Linked DNA regions of Homo sapiens: region 2 is linked to region 1. Evidence: read pairs that join two places in POLR2A ChIA-PET (ENCODE). Cell type or tissue: PC-9. All regions are shown on one strand. Links, peaks and the distances in the headings refer to the core of each region. The heading gives the core; the rest is flanking DNA.

Region 1 (11,650 bases), core at 2,435-10,434:
TATAATCAAGCAAATATTTTAAAAAATGTATGTCAGGGTGACAGGCATAAAAGTAAATTACCCTTAACTCTTTAGCCTTTATTTAGAAAGAAATGTGGAATGGGCTAAACTTTCTCACCAATTTATTAGAAAGCTAAATGGATAAATACTTCCCTTTTTGTAGATATTTTTCTGTGCATTGTAAGTTATAGGAGCAGGACATATTTTTTGTACATTGTCTTGATTGTTTATACTGCAGGTAGGTATTTCCAGTGAATGGAAACGTTGAAATTTATAGATGGGACAATGCACATACTTCATATGTAAACAAAGCATTTTTCTAAATAATTTGGAAAGGATTGGATTTAGCACCGTTAACTTTTAATACCCATTTATTGGCTATTTAAGGTAAATTATAAAACCTAAAATTAGTATCAGTATTTTAGATCCTATTATTTTTTCAACTTTCTATTATTTTCACAGTGGAAAATTTGCGTATAGTATTAAACTATTCTTTTTTCTGTCTACCTTTATATTTTGAAGTGTGGTTGTACTTACGTTAATAGTAAGTGTATTTGTAGAAAGTTTTTCATAAAGAAGAGATTAACTTTCCATATAAATAAATACCAGGTATGAAATTACTGATTTTAGTGCAATATCTGTATGATTATCCAGAACTATCACTTCAGATGTTTCTATTTTGGGCACCATAACTATTTGAGCTCATATTTTTATAATTCTGATTGAGAATTTAGGGGCATGGTAATTTTTACCAAAACTGAAGCTGGTAATTTTAAGTAAAGCAACTAAATTTACCCTTTACTTATTAGTTAAAAGGAAACCAAGGCATGTAGGAAAATATTGGTACGTTGGAAAATGTGAAAAGAGCTTTACTTTCAAAATGTATGTTTAATGAATTGAATTTTAGGGACCGTTTCCCATAATTTGGGCCTATGCTATCCTGTTGATTTTTATGTCTAGCTTAAAAGGTATTTGAAAATGTTCCATTTGTGTTTTATTATTTTCTGTCCTATGACAGTTCTATGCTAAATGTATTTTAAAATAAAAGCCAAATTGAAGATTAAAGAAGGTTTTGCTTTGTTTTGTTTGCCTTCCGAGCAATTGTTTCTGTTTTATCTGGTAGAGATTTTAAAAATATGTCTTGGATTTTCATTCTAGCACATATTTCCTCTGAAGCGTTTTGTCCAAAATCAAAGTGCTGTTTTGGCAATAGAAGACATTGAAGAAGTTCTTTGAGGTACAAACTGGCTTTGGTTCCATTTATGATTATTTCTAACATTGTACTTTTAGTAAAAAGTTTCATATTTCTTTTAAAAAGCTTATGCACAAAATTGTTTCAGTAAAATGTGACTAATAGTATTGTAGGTAATTTACTGCTTTTCCATGAATGTCAAGGATTAATCATAAAACTAGGAACAGGTACTTTTTCAAGCAGAATAAAACATATGGACATTTTATTTTGTAATTTTAAAATGCCATGATGTGTGAACTGCAAAAACCAGGTCTGCCAGAAACTAATTATATGACCTAATATAAAACAATGCCACTTCAAGATTGACACAATTATTTTTATTTTATTTTGTAGCTTTCTTTACAAGTAGTGTTTATTAAATATATATTTCAGGGACAACATAAAAATGAATTCAGTGGAATGAATAGAATTTAAAAGCAAAATTTCCCTCACCCTCCCTGTCATTCATTCCCTTAAAGGCAAATTTTAACAGAGCATTCAATAAAGATAAGTAAATACTAAAGTGGTTTTTTAAAATATATAATCACAAAAATTTTTAAAGGCTACTCAAGTGAAGCAGTGGGAGTGGAGAAAGATATGATCACACAATTTTATATGACAAAGATTTCTTATTGGTAAACAATTTTGTTCTCGTTAACAAGGAATGTTTATTCTAGATTTAAAACCTAACGTGGCCAAGTGTGGTGGTTCATGCCTGTAATCCCAGCCGGCCAGTAAAATGTTTAATCTGGACATCAGTAAGGATCAGTTTTTAACATTTTACTTTATAGCTGCATTAGATTTTCTGAAGAGGGTTTTTGTTGTTTGATAAGGTTTTTTAAGAAAGGGAAGAGGTAGCAGTTTGAGAAAAAGTAATTAGTAGATATTACTGTGCTGGGTATTTTCTCGTTATTTGATCAAGTTCTTCCATTCCTTTTGAAATATATATGTAAGTTAAAAAGAAAAAACTTGGCCAGTCGCGGTGGCTCACGCCTGTAATCCAACACTTTGGGAGGCTGAGGCGGGCAGATCACTTGAGGTCAAGAGTTTGAGACCAGCCTGGCTAACATGGTGAACCCAGTCTCTACTAAAAAAAAAAAGACAAAAACATTAGCTGAGCATGGTGGCACATGTCTGTAGTCTCAGCTACTCGGGAAGCTGAGATGGGAGGATTGCTTTAACCCAGGAGGTGGAGATTGCAGTGAGCTGAGATCACACCACTGCACTCCAGTCTGGGTGACAAAGTGAGACTCCATCTCAAAGAAAAAAGAAAAAACTTTTACACTTGAATTCTGGTTGTGGTTATAATAAGTTATACATAGCACAATAAAAATTTTAACATGCTAATTTTGAAGGACTTTTAGAAAGCTCTTCATTTTAAGCCCACCAGATCTCTTTATAAGGAAGCAAGCCTTCCTTGTGAGACACACAGGAGGGAAAATTCAAAGAAAAATAAACTTTTTAAAAAATAAAAGTGTTTAAGGAAATAAATGTGTTTATTTGTTTATTTAGAGATAGGGTCTTGCTTTCTCATGCAGGCTGGGGTGCAATGGCATGATCACTGCTCACTACAGCCTCTACCTCCTGGGCTTAATCCATCCTCCTGCCTCAACCTCCCAAGTAGCTGAGACTACAGGCATGTACCACCATGTCTGGCTAATTTTTCTATTTTTATAGAGATGGGGCCTCACTATGTTGCCTAGACTGGTCTTGAACTCCTGGGCTGAAGCAGTCCTCCCACCTCAGCCACCCAAAGTGCTGGTATTGGAGGTGAGCCACTGTGCCAGGCTAGAAATGTTAATTCTTAAATCTCAACTAGCTGGCTTTTCCTAATTTGCCCTTCCCTTGCTTCCTTTCTCTCCCAAATATGGGATTCTACATCTGACAGCAGCAGTCTATGAGCAGAATAAAATATACTTTGATAACTGTTGTACTGACTGTGCATGCTAAAAACCCTTAGTGATTGTGAAAGCTTTCTTGCCTATAAATATGAAAACCAGATTCTTTCATTGCTCCAGAGCCCCTAAGAGAGTATTTTTTTTTTCCTTTCATCATTTTTAGTTTTGTTGCATTCTCCTTGGATGTCTAGAAAGCTCATTCTCTGGTACAGCAAGCAACAGGATATGATAATATTTTTGTTTTTTAAGATTTTTTTCCTGTTTTCTAAAAATTAAATAAATTTTAAATATTTTATTTTTTGTATGATGACATTTTCTTAGGAGATATAAAATGGATTCTCTTTTTTTAAAAAAAAAATTCTCACAATAGAAATAAATTATTAGCCCCTCAATATTTGCATGAAAAGTGACAAAATGCTTACTATATAAGGATTTTTTAAAAAATTCCTCAGAGTTGAGGTTTATCCTTTGTCCTAAATTAGGACAAAGGATAACTGAAATCTATTGTATCTATCAGTGAAATCTACCACTGTATTAGTCCATTCTCATGCTGCTATAAAGAACTGCCCAAGACTGAGTAATTTATAAAGGAAAGAGGTTTAATTGACCCACAGTTCTGCATGGCTGGGGAGGCCTGAGGAAACTTAAAATCATGGCAGAAGGCACCTCTTCACAGGGCGGTAGGATGCAGTAAGAGTGAGTGGCGAGCGAAGTGGGAAGCCCCTTATAAAACCATCAGATCTCATGAGATCTCACTCACTATCACGAGAAGAGCATGGGGGAATTGCCCCCATGATTCAAGTATCTCTACCTAGTCTTGCCCTTGCTTGTGGGGATTATTACAATTCAAGGTGAGATTTGGGTGGGGACACAAAGGCAAAGCATATCAATCACAGTCTATAATTATGTATTATTTACTTTTTACATTTTCTGTCATTATCCCTATGACGTAAGCTTCATGAGGAAAAAGACCTTATGCATCTTTTTACTTCTGGATCCCTGGGACACAGTAGGCATTCAATTAGGATATGTTGAATGAATTACACGATTATTCAGTCCTTAGGCTTCAATATGTGCATTTTTCTGGGGAAAATTTCTACAGCATTCATCAGATTCTTAAAGAGATTAATGATCTAAAAATTTTAATATTGCTTAATAGTCTACCTGTTTTAAAAGTTTAGGTTGTAAATGAATGCTTCCAGTTTAGTAAGGATTTTGTCACTTTTCATGCAAATATTGAAGGGCTAATAATTTAATTCTAGGAAAGTTTTGTATGTAATTACTACAGTACCCCATTGTATGAATGTGATTTGTACTCAAATTAGTTTTAAGATTTTGTTTTTTTTAAACTTGAAATCAAATCTGAAAAGAAAATATTGTGTATATACAGGGATATAACTTTTAGTTTCTAGTAATAAATAATTATGTTCCCGAGAATATTATTTTTTACAATTGATCTTTAATTTTTCATAAAACCAACTACATTTAAAAATGTTAAGTGATGTTTATAATTAAAATCTAGATTAAATATATTCAGAGCTTAAATATCAAGTGTTTTTTTTACTTCAGTGAAGTGAAAGGCTACCCTGGTCTCCAAAGGTCTCCAGGCCCAAATTCAGAGGATCAGTGGGGTTGGTGACAATAAGATGGATTATAATTTTCCTACTATTTAAGAGTTTTTCTCCTTTTTCATCTGGGTTAATTTGAGGGGAAGCATTCACCAAACTCATTTTAATGCACAGTATTTTTGCTCATTTTTGGTTGATATGGTTTGGATTTGTGTCCCTACCCAATCTCATGTCAAATTGTAATCCCAGTGTTGGAGGAGGAGTCTGATGGGAGGTGATTGGATCATGGGAGCAGATATCTTTCTGGCTGTTCTCCTGATAGTGAGTTTTCATAAGGTCTGGTTGTTGACCGGGCATGGTGGCTCACGCCTGTAGTCCCAGCACTTTGGGAAGCCAAGGTAGGCGGATCACCTAAGGTCAGGAATTTGAGACCAGCCTGACCAACATAGTGAAACCTCGTCTCTACTGAAAATACAAAATTAGCCGGGCATGGTGGCGCATGCCTGTAATCCCAGCTACTCGGGAGGCTGAGGCAGGAGAATCACTCGAACCCGGGAGGTGGAGATTGCAGTGAGCCAAGATTGCACCACTGCACTCCAGCCTGGGCAATAAGAGCGAAACTCCGTCTCAAAAAAAAAAAAAAAAAAAAAAAAAAAAAAGATCTGGTTATCTAAAAGTGTGTGGCACCTCCCCCTTCACCTTCTCTTCCTCCTGCTCCAGCTATGTAAGATGTGCCAGCTTCCCCTTTACCTTCTGCTATGATTGTAAGTTTCCTGAGGGCTTCCCAGCCAGGCCTTCTGTACCACTGGTAGAACTATGAGCCAATTAAACCTCTTTTTTTTTTTATTCTTAAATAAATTACCCAGTCTCCAGTAGGTTCTTTTTTTTTTCTTTTGAGATAGAGTCTTGCCATCACCCAGGCTGGAGTGCAGTGGCATGATCTTGGCTCACTGCAACCTCTGCCTCCCAAGTTCAAGTGAATCTCCTGCCTCAGCCTCCTGAACAGCTGGAACTACAGGTGCATGCCACCATTCCCAGCTAATTTTTGTATTTTTAGTAGAGACAGGGTTTCACCACGTTGGCCAGGCTGGTCCCGAACTCCTGACCTCAGCAGATACAACCACCTCAGCCTCCCAAAGTGCTGGAATTACAGGTGTGAGCCACCGCGCCTGGCCTCTGGTAGTTTTTAATAGCAATGCAGGAACAGACTAATAACACTGGTTGAAATCTGTGATAACAATCTTAAAAGTAAAAAAACTGAATAATAATCCTGCAACATTTGTCACCATAAAATTTTTTAAATAGCTTTACAAATAAGAATTTTTAAATATTTGCTTCTTAGCAGTATATTCTCAAAATCTTTTGTAAAGTATTCATGAACAAAGGTTGTAAATTTTTAAAATAACAAATTGATTTGGCCGGGCACGGTGGCTCACTCCTGTAATCCCAGCACTTTGGGAGGCTGAGGTGGGCAGATCACAAGGTCAGGAGTTTGAGACCAGCCTGGCTAACATGGTGAAACCCCGTCTCTACTAAATATACAAAAATTAGCCGGGCATGGTGGTGGGTGCCTGTAGTCCCAGCTAGTTGGGAGGCTGAGGCAGGAGAATCGCTTGGACCCAGGAGGCAGAGGTTGCAGTGAGCCGAGATCACGCCATTGCACTGCAGCCTGGGCAACAAGAGCAAAACTCCATCTCAAAAAAGAAAAAGAAATTGGATGAACCAAAGCATGGAGATGGGAATGTGTTAGACATGTTTGGCAAACAAATAGTAGTTTGTCTGGAGCATCAGGGTACCTACAAGGGAGTAGTAAGAGTAAAGTTGAAGAGCTTGTTAAAATATCCAGTAAACAATAGGTGTGGTGAAGTGGTGTCTTTCTTTGCCAGTAGAAGGGCTGCACTATTACTCACTTAGCTCATGAGTGAAATTACACCTAATGTGAAGGTAATCAAAAATATTTTTTGATATATACTTCATTATTAAGTGTTTGGTTTTTTTTTAAAATCTGATAGCAGAAGACAATTACATGTTTACTTATTAAGAGGAGAAAAAGGCAATTTTTATATTAATCCTAGATTTTATATGAAAAATCCCAAAGGTGTGAATTTTGGTGACATGGTATCATGACTGCTATAATTGCTGTTATTTAGAAGAGGAGTCCCCAGGAAGTTAGGAGAACTTTGGATGTGAAGCTATACTCCCCTCACCTTCCAAGCCCTCACAAGAAGGTTGTATAACAAACTAATGACTTACCTGGAAACCTACGCACAGGCCATGAGGATTGACGTCATTAGGTTAAGAGTCTGCAGACCTAGCTACTTTTATTACAGACCAGGAGTTTACAATGTGTTCTACAAGGAAGACGAGCTTCCAAGATACTCCATCTAGGATTTGCAGGTATGCTCTGGGAATAAAGTTGGTGTTTGTAGGAAAATAGCCTGTTGCATGGCAAGAGTGATAACATCTTGAAGTGAAATCTCCATAATGACTAATGTTTGACTCTGCATGCCAAAGTGTTCTGCAGCAAGTTCTCTAAACAATGCCTGTAACAACCCTCATAAAGATGCTTATCTGACCTCCCCAGTAGTCACAAGTTTCCACAAGAAAGTAACAGCTGCACATGTCTTTATCCTAAAGGCTTTTTTTCCTTTTCTCTTTTTTTTTTTTTTTTTGAGACAGGGTCTTGCTCTGTCACCAAGGGTGGAGTGCAGTGGCATGATTTCGGTTCACTGCAACCTCCGCCTTCCAGGTTCAAGCGATTCTCATGCCTCAGCCTACTTGAATAGCTGGGATTACAGGCATGTGCCACCATGGCTAATTTTTGTATTTTTAGTAGAGACAGGGTTTCACCATGTTGGCCAGGCTGGTCTCGAACTCTTGACCTCCAGTGATCTGCCCACCTCAGCCTCCCAAAGTGCTGGGATTACAGCCGTGAGCCACCGTGCCTGGCCCAAGGCTTGCTTTCTAAAGGATAATTTCTGGAGGACGGGTGTGAGGATCCACCATCTCGCAGTTGTCCGAGATACTGCTTATGTTTTCAAATCTCTGTGAAATATTTTCTTTCTGAGAAATTGGATTTGTTAGCCTTATTCTTTGGGCTTTAGGGGTAGGTTTGAATATACCTGCTGCTCACTATGGAACTGTATTCTTGAACTTATTTCTCATCCCACCATACTTAAGAGATCATGAGATTCCCTTTATGCGTTGAGATCAGACCTGACCACACATCTGGCTAATCTCAACTGTTGGTGAAGATTGTGGCATGGGTGTAGGAAGAATGTTTTCTAACAGAATCACAGAGATACCCTGAATATGTTCCGCATCTGTAAGGTAATCCACAATACACCCATAACCACCTACTTTCTTCCTGATTTGGTATTATTCCAGAGAGGCTAATGGCTTCCTCATTAGTTTGTCTATTACCTATAAAAAAAGACATGATGACCATACTGACTTACATTTACCTTATAATTGGCTCACAAACATGTCACTAGCCATTGCCGATCTGTAAAGATAGCCATTCCTTATGTATCAACCTGAAACTCCCATTTCAAAGAAAACTTTGGTGACTCTTCCATGAGATAGTTTCCTAAGTAGGGGGGAAAGATTACAGATTTCTGTCTTTGGGAGGCTTTAAGCTTTTCCAAGTCATGATATGTTATACCATATTCTTGCCCTTGCAAGTCTGTCATAAAACAGACTTTAGATTTGTGCTTGCAAACAGTGGCATTTCCCAAATCCTGACGTACCACTTTATTGACTTACTGTGAAAATGTTTGCGTTGAATTCTATTCTTTGTGAAGATGCTGGTGCCAAACCTGTACTGACTTTCATGTTCCCATTCTGTGTCTTTTTTTTTTTTTTTTTTTTCCTGAGGCTGGGTGTGGTGGCTCATACCTGCAATCCCAACACTTTGGAAGGCCAAGGAGGATGGATCGCTTGAATCCAGGAGTTCAAGGCCAGCCTGGGTGACACAGTGAAAATCTGTCTGTACTAAAAATACAAAAATTAGCCGGACATGGTGGCACATGCCTGTAGTCCCAGCTACGCGGGATACTGAGGCAGTAGAATCCCTTGCGCCCAGGAGGCAGAGTTGCAGTGAGTCCAGATCACACCACTGCCCTCCAGCCTGGGTGACAGAAGTGAAAACCTGTCTCAAAAAAAAAAAGTGTTTAACTGAAGTCAGAGGACCAGGATTTTTGTTTTGACTTTGTTTTGTCTTGAACTATAATTGTAAGTTCCTTCAACTAGGTACTAGCACCAGAATGATAAATGATTTCCTCACAGATAAAATGAAGAGGTAAGACTTGATGTTCTCTAAGAGCCCTTTCACTATTAAAATTTAATAAACTCTGTTAGATCAAGTGTGCAAAAAGAAATGGAGTATTTTTGTTTCTATTAGGATTCTGGAATTTAACAAAAAGAATTTTAATGCACCTTCACTGAGGGAATAGAGTTGGGAGAGCATGTCTTGTCACTGAAGCAACCTTCCCCTCTTTTCCTGTCTAAAAAGTTTGTATATACACCCCTCTAAGGAAATTAACAAGTTTCACCAAAGAAAGTGAGGTAATTGCTTTAGAAGAGTCATAACTTTTGTTTAAATCTCAAGGTTTAAAGTAACTAATAGGTCACTTTACCTAAGTAACCTAATCCAACCTACTATCTAAGTAGTTCTGAGCTGAAGTGGCTCTAAACGGATAGTTCTTTGTTTAAAAAAAAAAAGTGGGGGAGGGGGAGAGGGACAGATTAGACCCCAAAGACCTCAGTAATTCTAGAATTCATTCAACAAATCTTGCCAGCTACAGAGATGGATATGTAAAGGAAACAGAGAAGAAAATCTCTCCTTTAGAAATCTCATTCAGAACTAAGAAAAGAGAAACTGGAAAAAGAATGTAAAACTACCTCATAAATCTCATATGAACTTTACAGAATCATATTTTGGAAAATGAGATCCTTGTAATAAATTTTTAAATTGCAAATCACATTATTCATAAAGGTTTTTTAAAAATAAGCAGAACATTGGGAGGCTGAGGTGGGTGGATCACCTGAGGTAAGGAGTTCGAGACCAGCCTAAACAACATGGTGAAACCCTGTCTTTACTAAAAATACAGAAATTAGCCGGTTGTGGTGGCACATACCTGTAATCCCAGCTACTCAGGAGGCTGAGGCAGGAGAATTGCTTGAACCTGGGAGACAGAGGTTGTGGTGAGCCGAGATCACACCACTGCATTCCAGCCTGGGCAACAGAGCAAGACTCTGTCTCAAAAAACAAACAAACAAACAACAACAACAAAAAAAATCAGTACCTTTATTAGAACATTTCTAGAATGTAACAGTGCCTATTGCAGAAAGTCTTTTTTAAATTTCATAAGAAATTCTGCTAGAAAACATGAGGTTATTCTTGAATGTCAGTCAGCTGTTTTCTTATATAGTGAAATTATTTCATGGAAATGAGAAGTTACTTGCTACAAAAAATTACACAAGATATCTATAGATACATTGCTGGGTTGTTTTTTTTTATTATTCAAATGGCAAGAACAGCAAAAATCCTCTTTTTAGTACAACCATTATGGAAAACAGTGTGGAGATATTTAAAAACTAAGAATAGAACTACCATGTGATCCGGTAATCTCACTGCTGAATATATATTCTAAGGATTTGAAATCAGTATATCAAAGAAATATCTGCACTCTCAAGTTTATTGCAGCATTACTTAGAGTAGCCTAAGTGTCCATCAATGAATGAGCGGAAAGAAAATTTCAGACAAGAGGAATAAGTGCAAGAGATCTATTTTAACTCGTGATGACTATAGTTAATAGCAATATATTATATACTTGGGAAAAAAAGTCCTCCTTTGCCCACTATAATAATTGTATTCTCAGAATTAACTACTGTTGCCAGTTTGGAGTATATATTCTGTGTGTGTGTGTGTGTTTATATGTTTACATATATTGAAATATATAATTGTGTTATATAAAGTTTAGGTTTTTAAAAATATATTGTACGTATTCTGCAAGTCCCCTCCCCACACTCCCCCCCCCCCCATTTTTTTTAATTAATGATATCTCTTGGAGTTCATATAGGATTTCTCTCCTGGAGTTATCTTTATCCTGAAACATCAACTTTTCCCAGTCTACTAAATCACTCCTAACAGCACACAGACATGCTCTACTCCCATTCGCTGTTCTCCTCTACTTCTTGTTTATTTTTGTTTTTTTTTTTTCCTGAGATGAAGTCTCCCTCTTGTCACCCAGGCTGGAATGTGGTGGCACAATCTCAGCTCACTGCAACTTCCACCTCCCGGGTTCAGGCAATTCTCATGCCTCAGCCTCCCTTCCTGGTAGCTGAGGCTACAGGCATGTGCCACGAGGCCCAGCCAATTTTTGTATTTTTAGTAGAGATGGGGTTTCACCATGTAGGCCAGGTTGGTCTTAAACTCCTGACCTCAGGTGATCTCCCCCCACTTGGCCTCTCAAAGTGCTGGGATTACAGGTGTGAGTCACAGTGCCTGGCCTGGAGATAGTTTGGAGCCTTCACAACACGTTTCATCTCACAGACAAACACCAATCAACTAAGAGCATTTTCCTGCTGGGTTATGCTGTGAAGCCCTAGGAGTGCCACGATCAGTTAATGATGTCTGCCTAGGGAAAGGGGGAGAGGAGATAGAAGACGACGGAGCCAATGAAAAGGTCCCTAAAATCCACACTGATAGGGAGAAGAGAGTTTTCAGAACAAAGTGATCAATAAACAATATCAAACACTAGTAAAGAGATTCAGGCTGAAGGCAGACATCTTACATGAGTTTCTGGTTTACCTTGAAGAGAACAATTTCAATGGTGTATGTGGTAGTGGCAGTAGTCAGATTGTAACGAATAAAGGGAAAAAGGAATTAGGGAATGAGATGGTAAGTACGTATCCGAGGTTAAGATTTATGAAATAGGTAGATAGTACAT
Region 2 (11,650 bases), core at 1,205-9,204, 220 kb after region 1:
TGTAAATGTTTCCAGGGACCTTCCTTAGCTTGGAAACTAAAAGTTTTCACTGCTAGCTTTAAATAATGGAGAGAAAGAATTTCAAAGGAGGAGGGGATGAAAGAAGGATTTTAGAGTGCTTACTTTAAAAACGGTGGTTTTTAACCGTAGTGACATACTGAAATCACTGGAGTCACTTTTATAAAATACAAATGCTTAGCAGTGAAATATCACATCACCACCACCACCACCATCACCACCATCATCAACAACAAACATCTTTGAACTCACTTCTTTGAATACAATAATAAAGTAATTGGATTGGTCAAGTATTTAATGCTTATTTTAGTTAACAGATTGGTTCTGGGTTAGTTTTTTATTTGCTTATGTGCATTGAAATATCCTGTGTAATCAACATGTTATATTTGGCTCCAGTTCATAGGACATGAAGTCTATTATTTGATTTATTATAAAGGCTTATAGTTGTCTCCTCGTTTTGAGGAAATATTGTTGGTTATATCTGTGATTTACTGGTGTCAAAAGCAATTCCTGTAATGGAAGCTTAGTTCTACTAATAAAATAGGATTATTTCTAGGTTTCTTGAAATATGTGCTATGAAAAGGTAGAGGTAAAATTGATAGCAATGATTTGGACAGACTACATGGGCAGGTAATTAGGCATTTTACCGCATATGCTAGTGTACCTAGCTTCAGTCTATCACGGCTCAATCTGCTTAATAATGTTTTATTTATGTTAATGTTTTAGTATTAAGCATCTCCTTAGAACTATGAGACACTTAGTTTTCTGTAAATATAGACTCGTATGTCTTATGCAAGTAAAATTCTCAGTGATTTTGTTGAAGTTTATGGAGAGTTGCCCGTGAAGGACAGAGTATACATGGATGAGGATTTGTACATCTTAAGAGAAAGTTCTGTGGGATCAGAGGCCATACTTACTATTCTCATTGTGTGCTGGTCCTATTATTTTTTGTGAAAGTTGGAGAAATAGAAGTAAAAGGGCTAAGTGAGTAATACCTTAGGACATTTTCAGGTAAAAAGTATTGTTAATTTAGAAGAATTTTATTTTAGATCTTTTGAATGGAAATATAAATATAATTTATAGATATTCATTGAATGATATTATAAATATTGTTCATTAGGAGCTCAAGCAATGTTATAGTTTAGCTTCCAATGCAAACATATGAACATTTTATAGAAATACTTATTCACTCTATTTCCACATACATTTCAATAGTTTATGTGTAAATAATTTGCCAGTCCACATTTTCTTTATTAACTTATTTTTTAAAAGCAATTTACCTTATTTTTATGATATGATGGGTAATAAATATAATGATGTAGGCCTCCTTTATTTACTTGGCTGGCATATTTGCAAATGTGAATTTAACGTTCTGATTTTTAACAACTTTTGTTGATCGGAGTCCCAGAGTACCAAACTCAAGAGACTGGGCACATATTTTATTTCTTCTACCCTTGTTACTTTTTGCTTTGCAAAGTGCTGAATGAGGCAGGCCTGAAGAAAATGTGAGGTGATATTGGATCCATGATTATGTGCCCCAAACATTAGATAGGGTGGAATGATGGAAGTGGACTAGTAGGGAAGAATGAGCTACTTCTGCAAATTGTAAACAACCTTCCCTTTAAATCATGATTAGGGTGAGGGGAGTGCCCCCCAGCAAGAGCTAAACTGTATATAGATCCTGTTGACTTCTTTAGATACAAAGAGAATCTTTGTCTTAATCTGAGATTGCATCCTCACTCTGTGTTGAGTTTTATGTCCATTTTCCCATTGCATGTCACACTCGTAAATTTAAAAAATATTCAGATGTAATGAACACCTTGGAGGTAGGCGTAGTCATTTTCCCCTGCTTATTGATGAAAATTGATAGGTGGATACTGGAAGACGGTGATATAAAGACATAAGGGGGAGAATGACTACTGCTAAAAAGTAAAGAGAAGTACAGTGCAGTGAGAAGTACAGTTTAGCTGGTCATTGCATTCTTTTCTTGGTGGAGAAACATATTCTGGAAACCAACTTAAAATTTTAAGAATTCTTCTAGAGCAGTGGAATCTGACCTTATGGGATCTTACCAAGCTGTGATAATGGGATCAATTATTCTCTCTTTTGAACACATACAACCTTGGATGGAGGAGTCATTGTGCCAGTGACCTTCACGGTATTACATAACCGCTTATTGATTGCTCATTATTTATGGCCGTGCTTCTGTGGGATCCCTTTCCTGGGAGCAGGGATGGCCTCTGCTGGCCAGAGGTTTTCACTGGAAGATAGGTGACGGAAGCATCCACTGCCTGGTCTGCTTTGGGATTCTAAGATGACCTTTAATTTTCCTAATTCACATTTATTTCTTAATGACTGTAATTTGTTTTTTTCTTCAGTCTTGACTTCTGAAGTTTTTAGATTTCCAGGTGACTTGGATTTTGGAGGTGGGTAGCTTTGAGTTGTTAAAATCTAGTGTTACTGTATTGTGGTCAGAATTCATTGCCTTTATGATATGTTTTTGTTTTTTATGAGATTCTCTTTATGGCTTCTTAAGTGATCCTTTTAATAAATGTTTATTTAAAAAGAATATTTGGATCTACTTCAGGGACTGCTTACATAGACACTAAACTTTTCTTATATAGTGGAAACCTTCTGGACTACTCAGAGATTGTTCCTTCTCTGATCTCTGGCCTGTCCTGCCTTCTCACATTCTACCTTTTCACATCCACCTGGGACTAGGTAGATGAGAGAGGAGATTGGGAGCAGTATTAGCTATATGGGACAGTCTGAGGCCCAGACATTATATGAAGAACCTCTTGTTTGGACTGGTCATCCTTCAACATGTATAAAACTTTCCTAAATTGTTACCATAAAGGGATTGTCTCTTTAAGAACCCCCTTTTGGTTCATCTTGACTGTGCAAGTTTTTTAATTTAATGAAGGTAGGTCATTTTAGAAAGAATTTAGTTTATGATAAAGGACAAATCGCAGCTTTTGCTGTGTTAATTCTTGGTGCATGGGCTAGAGGGGAGATAGAGAAGGGGTTTAGCATGATGCTTTATGAATGGAGAGTCATTTGTTCATTTTGTCTGCTTTCTTCCTCCTCTTCTGTGTTTGCACACACCCTGTGTTCTGGAATAGGGTATCACTCTGGTCTTTCACTGTGTTTCGTGTTGCATTGCACAGTGGTGAAGGGTCCAGGCTTTGGAGCCAATCCACTTGGGTTTGAATCCTGTCTCCACTGCTTATTAACTGTGTGACTATGGGCAAGTCACTGACTCTGTGTTTTGGTTTACTCATTTGTTAAGTTAGAAATAGTACCTACTGCAGAAGGCCATTGAAGGGATTAAAGGAGATATAATATGTATAAGTGCTTAGATAAAGTGCCCAATAAATGTACCCAATATATTCAATAAATGTAAGTTATTATCCTTATTCCACTGGACAGGTGGATAGCCTGTTTCACATTTGTCTATGACATTATATCACTTTGCACAAATAAAGGATAAATTTCAACTGCCTAACATTAAAAAATAGGACTAAGTGTTAACTGCCTAAATTTTTTGAACTGCTAAGTATATGAATCTCTTGAGTACTATTGCAGTGACCACAAATGTTAATTGTTGTTGTCACTGCTTAAATGATGATGTACTTTAGGAGGAAAGACTACAATTCATCGATGCTTTTATAAGTTATATATGCTATGTTAAGGAGTTCAACATGTAGATAGTCTGATTTTTAGACTTTATTAAAATCACTATATCAAATATTGAATTAATTAAAATTTCCCTAAAGATTTTGACCTGTAACGAATGTTATATTAATAAGCTTTTTCTTGGCCAGGGCGGTGGCTCATGCCTGTAATCCCAACACTTTGGGAGGCCGAGGTGGGCAGATCACCTGAGGTCAGGAGTTTGAGACCAGCCTGGCCAACATGGCAAAACCCTGTCTTTACTAAAAATACAAAAATTAGCTGGGTGTGGTGGTGGATGCCTGTAAGCCCAGCTACTCAGAAGGCTGAGGCAGGAGAATTGCTTGAACAAGACTTCATCTCAAACTAAAAAAAAAAAAGCTTTTTCTTGCCCCCTTTGCAGCATCAGTATTCCCATTCGGCTGCTAGGTCTGGGGTCTGATTTCGATCTCGAAAGATTTTAGTAATTAACTGTGATGGTCCTGTGCATGAATTAGTCATTGGTTAAGGATATAGTCATGCTCATAAGCAGCCTTATTTCATTTTTATTTATTTATTTTAAACGCCCAAAGCAGGTAGCACTTAGAGAGTTTGGTCTGACTGAATTTAGTTCTTGTAGTCTAAGGCTAAATATTGTAAAACCGATTAAATCCAGGGGGGCATAGGATAAGACCTATATCATGACTGCAAGACACATTGTGCTTTTGGGGACCTAGGAGTGATGGGGGAAGGGAAACTCACTGGTTAATAATTTCTAAATTCAATACTTGTTTTTGCTGAGAGTAGGAGTGATGCTATACATTCAAAGATATGGACTGCTTCTTGTTCTCTAATGTCTGGTAGAGAAAGCCTATGTATTTAGGTGTCCTATCCACTCTCATCTAGGTTTACTTAACTGGCAGTGTTTTGCCAGAATTGCCTGTGAGGTCCGAGGTAGCTATGCTGGCATTTGGGTTGTGGGGTGTAAGGTGGGGTAGAAGGTTGTAGAGAGGAGCCTGGTGGGTCCTGTGAAAATGAGGCTGGCCTTCACTTCCTGCTGCTGGTGGCTGTAAGGGGGGTGCTGTATGCTGTTGCCCTCCTCTCCAGGGAGCAGGCAGCCCAAGCCAGGAGGCCATTGTAAAGCATTTACCAGAAGGCTGGCAACTGAGGATGACTGCAAGTGACTACACACTGTTAAGGTCCTTCTTGCTTAGTACAAAAGGAACATGGGAGTGTGGTTAGAGACCTGGGCACTTTGCCCAGCTCTGTAACCCATTCCCTGTGGGACCTCAATGATTGTCTCTATTTTGTGTGTGTGTGAAAAATGGAGAAGAATAATGCCACCTGCTTCTTTCTAAGGATGTTCTGAGGATTAATGAGCTAATCACCTTGGATGAAGGCAGTAGAGCCTACCCTGGTTATAATTTTCATTGCTTCTCCAGGGAAGCTCCAGTTTGGGGGAATGAAATATTGGAAAGAAGATAGGAGGGGATAGGCTGTCTACAGCTTAGTCGGTATATTTGAAGTCCAACTGTAGATCAGGCTCCTTTCTAGCTGAGGAATTTCAACTAACCTAAAATTTCTACATATTTTTTAGAAACAACGCCAAGCCAAATGTCTGACCTGCTGTTTGCGGGAAAAGAGCAGATGTCCATTCTGGGAACATATTAATATAAGATGTTAGTGGTTTTCTCTCACAGTACAAGAAGATGGGTAAAAAGAGAATGTAGATTTATATGGCATTTACTCTTATTTTCTTATTGCTGGTGTGCTCTTTTTGAGAGAGTTGGTATTGTTTCATTTAGTAGATTTTTCAGGTTTCTTTCAGAAAGAAACTTCATACAGATCAAGCCAAAACAAAACAAAAAAATATAAACACACAACAATAGCTTTAAATACCAAGGATGTCAGCATGAAATTAAAATAAATCAACTGACATTTCTGCTTTGAAATTTTTTAGTAAAACTAATTTAAACCACAGCGAAAGCTTTCTTATAAGGGAAAGTTTGACCTTTTTCAGTGTTTTTAATTTAAAGGTATTGACATTGGGGTGTTTTTGGTTAAAATTTGCTTCAACCTTCTAAAGTCTTTTGGGATTTTGGTCAATCCTTGGTTGTGGAATAGCAAATACAGTCAATTTTGTTGGTACAATGTAGTTTTCAAAGACAAGGTCTCTGAAGTAGTAGATACGGTATCCCCTCCCACCCATGTGTAACTGTGAAAAAGAACACTGTTGTCATGTGAATTCTTATTTTTTTTTAGCTTGCCTTTGAAGTAACTTTCACAGAGAATTCCTGTTACCTGGAAATTGATGACAGACTTACACCATTTCCTTTTTTTTTCTTAGACGTTCCATCCTCAGAGCAGCCTGAACTGTTCCTAAAGAAACTTCAGCAGTGCTGTGTCATTTTTGACTTCATGGACACGCTATCTGATCTTAAAATGAAAGAATACAAGCGCTCCACTCTTAATGAACTGGTGGACTACATTACAATAAGCAGAGGCTGTTTGACAGAGCAGACTTACCCTGAAGTAGTTAGAATGGTGAGTTTCTTTTTTTCTCCGCGGACACTTTTAAGCATCTTCCATAGTGACTCACAGGTGTATATATTGCAAGAGTGAGGTCATTGGAGGTCAACTCCACAAATGAGAGCCAACCTTTGGAGAGCTAAGCAAATGTAGTCGGCACAGTGCTAGAATTTGAAGAGCATGATTTCATGAGAACGAAATCCAGAACTTTAACTACGACAGTGCTGAAGCAATAAATGACTTCAAAATATGAAGCCAAGATTGCCAGGGTATTACTGGATTTCTAGCTTTGGCAAAAGAAAAGACACAGGAAAATAACAAAAGTCTTAGATCCGTGTTTGAAAAATATTCAAGCCTGTTGGATGTCTTTTTTTTTTTTAATCTTATTCATTGTGGTATATTAGAAATGGCTTAATGCTTAATAAAATTGTGATTTGTAGAATGTAGTTAAGGCCTCTCTTGGGCTTTATAACTAACGCTTCTCTTTATAATCTCCTTGAAGTCAGGGTTGATACCTTTTATGATTTTTGAATAGTGTCTTAGATTTTGTGTGGTCATTAGGAGTTATGAGGAAAAACATTATTAACATAATGTGAGTAATTACATTCTTACTGTGTGAACAATTATTTTAGTTTTTCAAAAGCTGAGCCAAAATGTGGTTTTCTGATAGATTTCTGTGGGAGAGTTGCCTTTCTTGGCATCCCAGAAGATCTTGGAGCTGGAGAGTGCACGCTATTTGGGGATGGGCTTTGCAGGGTGGGGAAGCTGGTCTACTGACTGGTGAAATAGCCTCAGAGATCCTTAAGGTCAGTGCATCGTTGAGGAGTCCATTGCAGGATCTGGCACACTCTCTGTGTACTGCGGAACATCTGCCTGGCTTTTGTATTTAGTTCTTTATCATTTGTATTCAACCAATGCAGAAAAGAGACTTTTGTGATGGAGTAGATATGTTTAAAAATGATAGTTCAGATTTGCAAAGGCACTTGAATGATCTCAGCGTGAGACTGTGACTGAAATAATGAAGGTCATCTGAAAACGATGCCCAATATATTCCTCAGTTCTATATCTGAATGTATATTGGATTTGTTGTTAATTTACAGGAATGTAGCACTAGAATGTTTTGTAGGTTAAAGATGACCGTGTGGCTCTTGAGCAGTGCTTCTCAACCAGGTGTGATTTTACCTTACAGGGGACATTTGTCAGTGTCTAGAGACATTTTTGGTAGTCACAACTAGATGTGAGAGGAGAGTACTACCAGCATCTAGTGGGAGAGGCCAGAGATACTGCTAAACATTTTACAATGTACCGGGTGGCCCCCACAATAAAGAATTATCTGGCCCCAGATATCACAAGTGCCACTGTTGAGAAACCTTGCTCTTGAGTTTGCATGCTATCTAAACCTCTTAATGTGATGCAGAGGATCTTCTCTAGTCTACCTGCCTTCTGCAGAGCACAGTCCCTGGTTTTAGCCTACCTGTATCATCAGCCAACAGAGGTATCGGTTATGACTTTCTTCTGTATCTTCCCATGGATAGTTCATGAATATATAAGTATATGCAAACATATGTATAAATATTTTTTTTTGTAAGCACACAAATGGTGGCACACTATGTATTTTCTGTACCTTGCTTTTTTCACTTAGCAATATATATTTCAGTACATATAAAGTTGCCATATTCTTTTTATAGCTGCATAATATTTATTGTGTGAATGTACCATATTTAAGCAGTACTCTATGAATATCCTTATACACACATCAGTTTGCCTTTGTATGAGGACATCTGTATACTTATTTATTTTTAAAAATTTAATTTTTTAAGAGCAGTTTTAGGTTCACAGCACAATTGAGAGGAAAGTACAGAGATTTCTCATATGCCCCTGTCCCTGCACAAGCACAGCCTCCCCCATTATCAACACCTCCCCCCTCACTCCCACCAGAGCAGTACATTTGTTACAATTGATGATCCTACATTGACGCATCATTATCACCCAGAATTCAGAGTTCACGTTAGGGCTCATTCTTGGTGTTGGACATTCTGAGTTTAGACAAATGTGTAATGACATGTATCCACCATTATAGTACCATACATACCATACATCACTGCCCTGAAAATCCTCTGTGCTCCACTTCTTCATCACCCACCACCTTCAACTCCCTGGCAACCACTGATCTTTTTACTGTGTCCATAATTTTGCTTTTTCCAGACTGTCATATAGTTGGAATCATACAGCATGTACTCTTTTCAGATGGGCTTCTTTGACTTAGTTATATGCACTTAAGTTTCCTTCATGTCTTTTCAAGACTTGATAGCTCATTTATTTTAGTGTTGAATAACATTTTATTGGTTGGATGTACCATAGTTTATCCATTCACCTACTGAAGGACATTTTAGTTGCTTCCTAATTTTGGCAATTATGAATAAAGCTAATATAAATATCTGTGTACAAGTTTTTTTTATGAACATAAGATTTCAGCTCCTTTGGGTAAATACCAAGGAGTGTAATTGCTGTATGTATTGTATGGTAAGAGTATGTTTAGTTTTTTTTTAATTTGCATTTACTTTTATTACTTGTTATAAGTAACGAGTATGTTTAGTTTTATAAGAAACTGCCAAACTGTCTTCCAGGGTAGTGGTACTATTTTGCATTCCTACCAGGAGTGAATGAGAATTTCTGCTGCTCCACATCCTCACCAGCATTTGGTATTGATTTGATTTAAATAGCCTTTATTTCCTTGTTTCTGGACTTTCACGTATTCCCCACTCCCTCACCTCTAGTTCTAATTCTCATTTTCCCTTCAAGGGCTGACTTAAAGTGCTACTATTGTTTTCCTGAAAAAACACAGTGCTTTTTCCTTCCTTCAGTTCCTCTGCTTCTTGGCAACTCACCATTTTGGGAATTTGTTCATTTGCTCCTTTTTTTTTTTTTTGTCTTTTCACATATTTATCTGATTTTTCTAATTAGGTGTAAGCACACCTAAGAAGGAACTGTGTCCTGCACATATCTGTGGCATCCATAATACCTCCTACCTAGTCCAGGTCTTCTTGAAATTTGTTGAATGAATGAATTCCTCCTTAAAATGTAGGCATTTCAGTCTCTCAAATTATGATTAAGATATTGGATGTCATTGGATTATACCCAGATTTTAAACTGAGTGTTTAGCATAATCCAAAAATTCTGTCATCCATATGGACCAGCTTGGTGTTAAACCAGCTTTGGTCTCCTAAGGGAGACCGTTTTCTCCCTCTTTTCCTCCCCATTCTCCAGCCAAAAAAAGAGACTCCTATCATTTGTATGTGTTTTAAAATACACTGGAGCTTTATCTTAGGAGGCATTGAGTCTGTTAGTGTACATGCTGTTCTAGGGCATTAGAAAATTCTAGATGGTAGTTTCGGCTTCTTAGAAGTATAACTTATTTTTCATATTTGGTGATTTCTGAAATTGTTAGCTACTAATTATATACGGTACTTAGACACTCTGGAGCATTTACAGAAAGGGGATATTATGATAGAGTAGAAAGAGACAAGGCGCTGGGCGCGGTGGCTCACGCCTGTAATCCTAGCACTTTGGGAGGCTGAGGCGCGTGGATCACTTGAGGCCAGGAGTTTGAGACTAGCCTGTCCAACATGGTGAAAGCCCATCTGTACTAAAAATACAAAAATTAGCCTGGCATGGTGGCACATGCCTGTAATCCCAGCTACTTGGGAGGCTGAGGCAAGAGAATCGCTTGAACCTGGGTGGTGGAGGTTGCGGTGAGCTGAGATTGTGCCACTGTACTCCTGCCTGGGTGACAGAACAAGACTTCATCTCAAAAAAAAAAAAAAAAAAAAATAGGAAAAGAAAAGAAAAGGCAAGGCTTTGGAACCATACAGACCTGGGTTCAAATGCCAGCTCTGGCCATACTTTCTACATCAATGTGAGCAAGTTACTTTAACTTAGGGGTTCTCCATTTTTGTGTGGTGCTAAGAGGTACATAGGGTGGGGGGAGGGTAGCCATAGTTTTCCCAGTCCCTCCTTAAATATTCCACCTAGGTAACATGCTTGTGCTTTTGTTTGCATATCAGGGTACTCAACACCATACATACATATACAGTCCATAGAACGTGTGCTTACTGTTCTGTAAGGAAAACTGGAACCACGTCCCACTTGGTGCCCTCATTCCCTCTAAGCCCATTGTATATATACATCCTGGTGCTGGTCACTTTCCTAATTTGTGTAATACCTGTCTTTGGGGGGTTTTGTGAGGACTAGCGACAATATTTATAAAAGTTTTAGAACAGTCTCTAACATGTGGCAAGTATTCAGTAAATACTATTTTTACATTTCAATGATTTTATTAGATACTTGATTTTACGATCATTGGTGGAACCCACTGTTACTTCTTTGTACTTAAAATACTCCGTCACTGAGATGTGTTTTATTCCATTGCCACAGTGGTTCTTAAGTTCTCTAATTCCAAGATGATCCTGCCTGTTGGGTAATCACTGTCCCCGCTGATTTCTCTTTCGTGTTACTGTAAAACAAAATCACTTCACCAGAATTAGTGAGGGAAATGATAGTGTTTTTTATGAAATACTAATGAAGTGATAGATGGGTTTTGCAAACCAGGATGAGTAATGATGTATAATGGCATGTTACAGTATCAGCATTAGTACCGAGAGCTTTTGATCCAACTTGATGGGACTTGTACTTTGAGAACTGGTATTCCTGTTAGGGGAAGAAAAGAGTAAGAGATAAAAGTAATCTATGTGTTGTGGAAACCATTTTTAACAATTAAATGAAGTCTGGATACCACCTACAGACTTCTAGAATTAGGAAAGCAAAGCAGCTCTTATGGGTATAAACAAATCACATGCACACCTCGTTTTATTGCACTTCATAGATATTGGGGGTTGCTTTTTTTTTTTTTTTTTTTTGACGAAGTCTTGTTCTGTCACCCAGGCTGGAGTGCAATGGCACGATCTTGGCTCACTGCAACCTCCCGCCTCCGGGGTTTAAGCAATTCTCCTGCCTCAGCCTCCTGAGTAGCTGGCATTATACACGGGAGCCACCACGCCTGGCTAATTTTTGTATTTTTAGTAGAGACAGGGTTTCACCATGTTGGTCAGGCTAGTCTCGAACTCCTGACCTCATGATCTACCCACCTCAGCCTCCCAAAGTGCTGGGATTACAGGCGTGAGCCACTGTGCCCAAACAAATTGAAGGTTTGTGGCAACCTTGTGTGGAACAAAACTGTTGGTACCATTTTTTCCAACAGCATATGCCCCTTTCATATCTTTGTGTCACATATTGATAATTCTTGCAATATTGCAAACCTTTGCATTGTTACTATATCTGTTATAGTGATCTGTGATGAGAGATCTTTGAAGTTACTTTTTAAAAATTATTTATTTATTTATTTATTTTTGAGATGGAGTCCCGCTCTGTCGCCCAGGCTGGAGTGCAGTGGCTC

Evidence for each region. ChIA-PET counts read pairs that join two places held together with the same protein. Peaks named below come from ENCODE experiments on the same cell type or tissue, not always from the same donor. Only the 100,000 strongest peaks of a DNase experiment are listed, where the experiment ranks them.
Region 2: POLR2A ChIA-PET joins it to region 1 with 37 read pairs; 2 of 35 experiments call an interaction of 5 or more read pairs at or near these places.

The regions. Positions count from the first base shown.
Region 1 is chr14:63,673,631-63,685,280 of GRCh38, reverse strand. SGPP1 (sphingosine-1-phosphate phosphatase 1) reads left to right here. Exons shown (of 3, transcript NM_030791.4): 3 at 1-1,065. Among named protein-coding and RNA genes, the nearest start is that of WDR89, 38 kb to the right of the region's middle. In PC-9, for the core only: no CTCF peak of the experiment used is centred there; DNase peaks (open chromatin) are centred at 6,540 and 7,230; H3K27ac peaks cover 1,279 bases.
Region 2 is chr14:63,448,252-63,459,901 of GRCh38, reverse strand. It overlaps PPP2R5E (protein phosphatase 2 regulatory subunit B'epsilon), which reads left to right. Exons shown (of 14, transcript NM_006246.5): 3 at 6,017-6,213. Among named protein-coding and RNA genes, the nearest start is that of PPP2R5E, 89 kb to the left of the region's middle. In PC-9, for the core only: no CTCF peak of the experiment used is centred there; no DNase peak of the experiment used is centred there.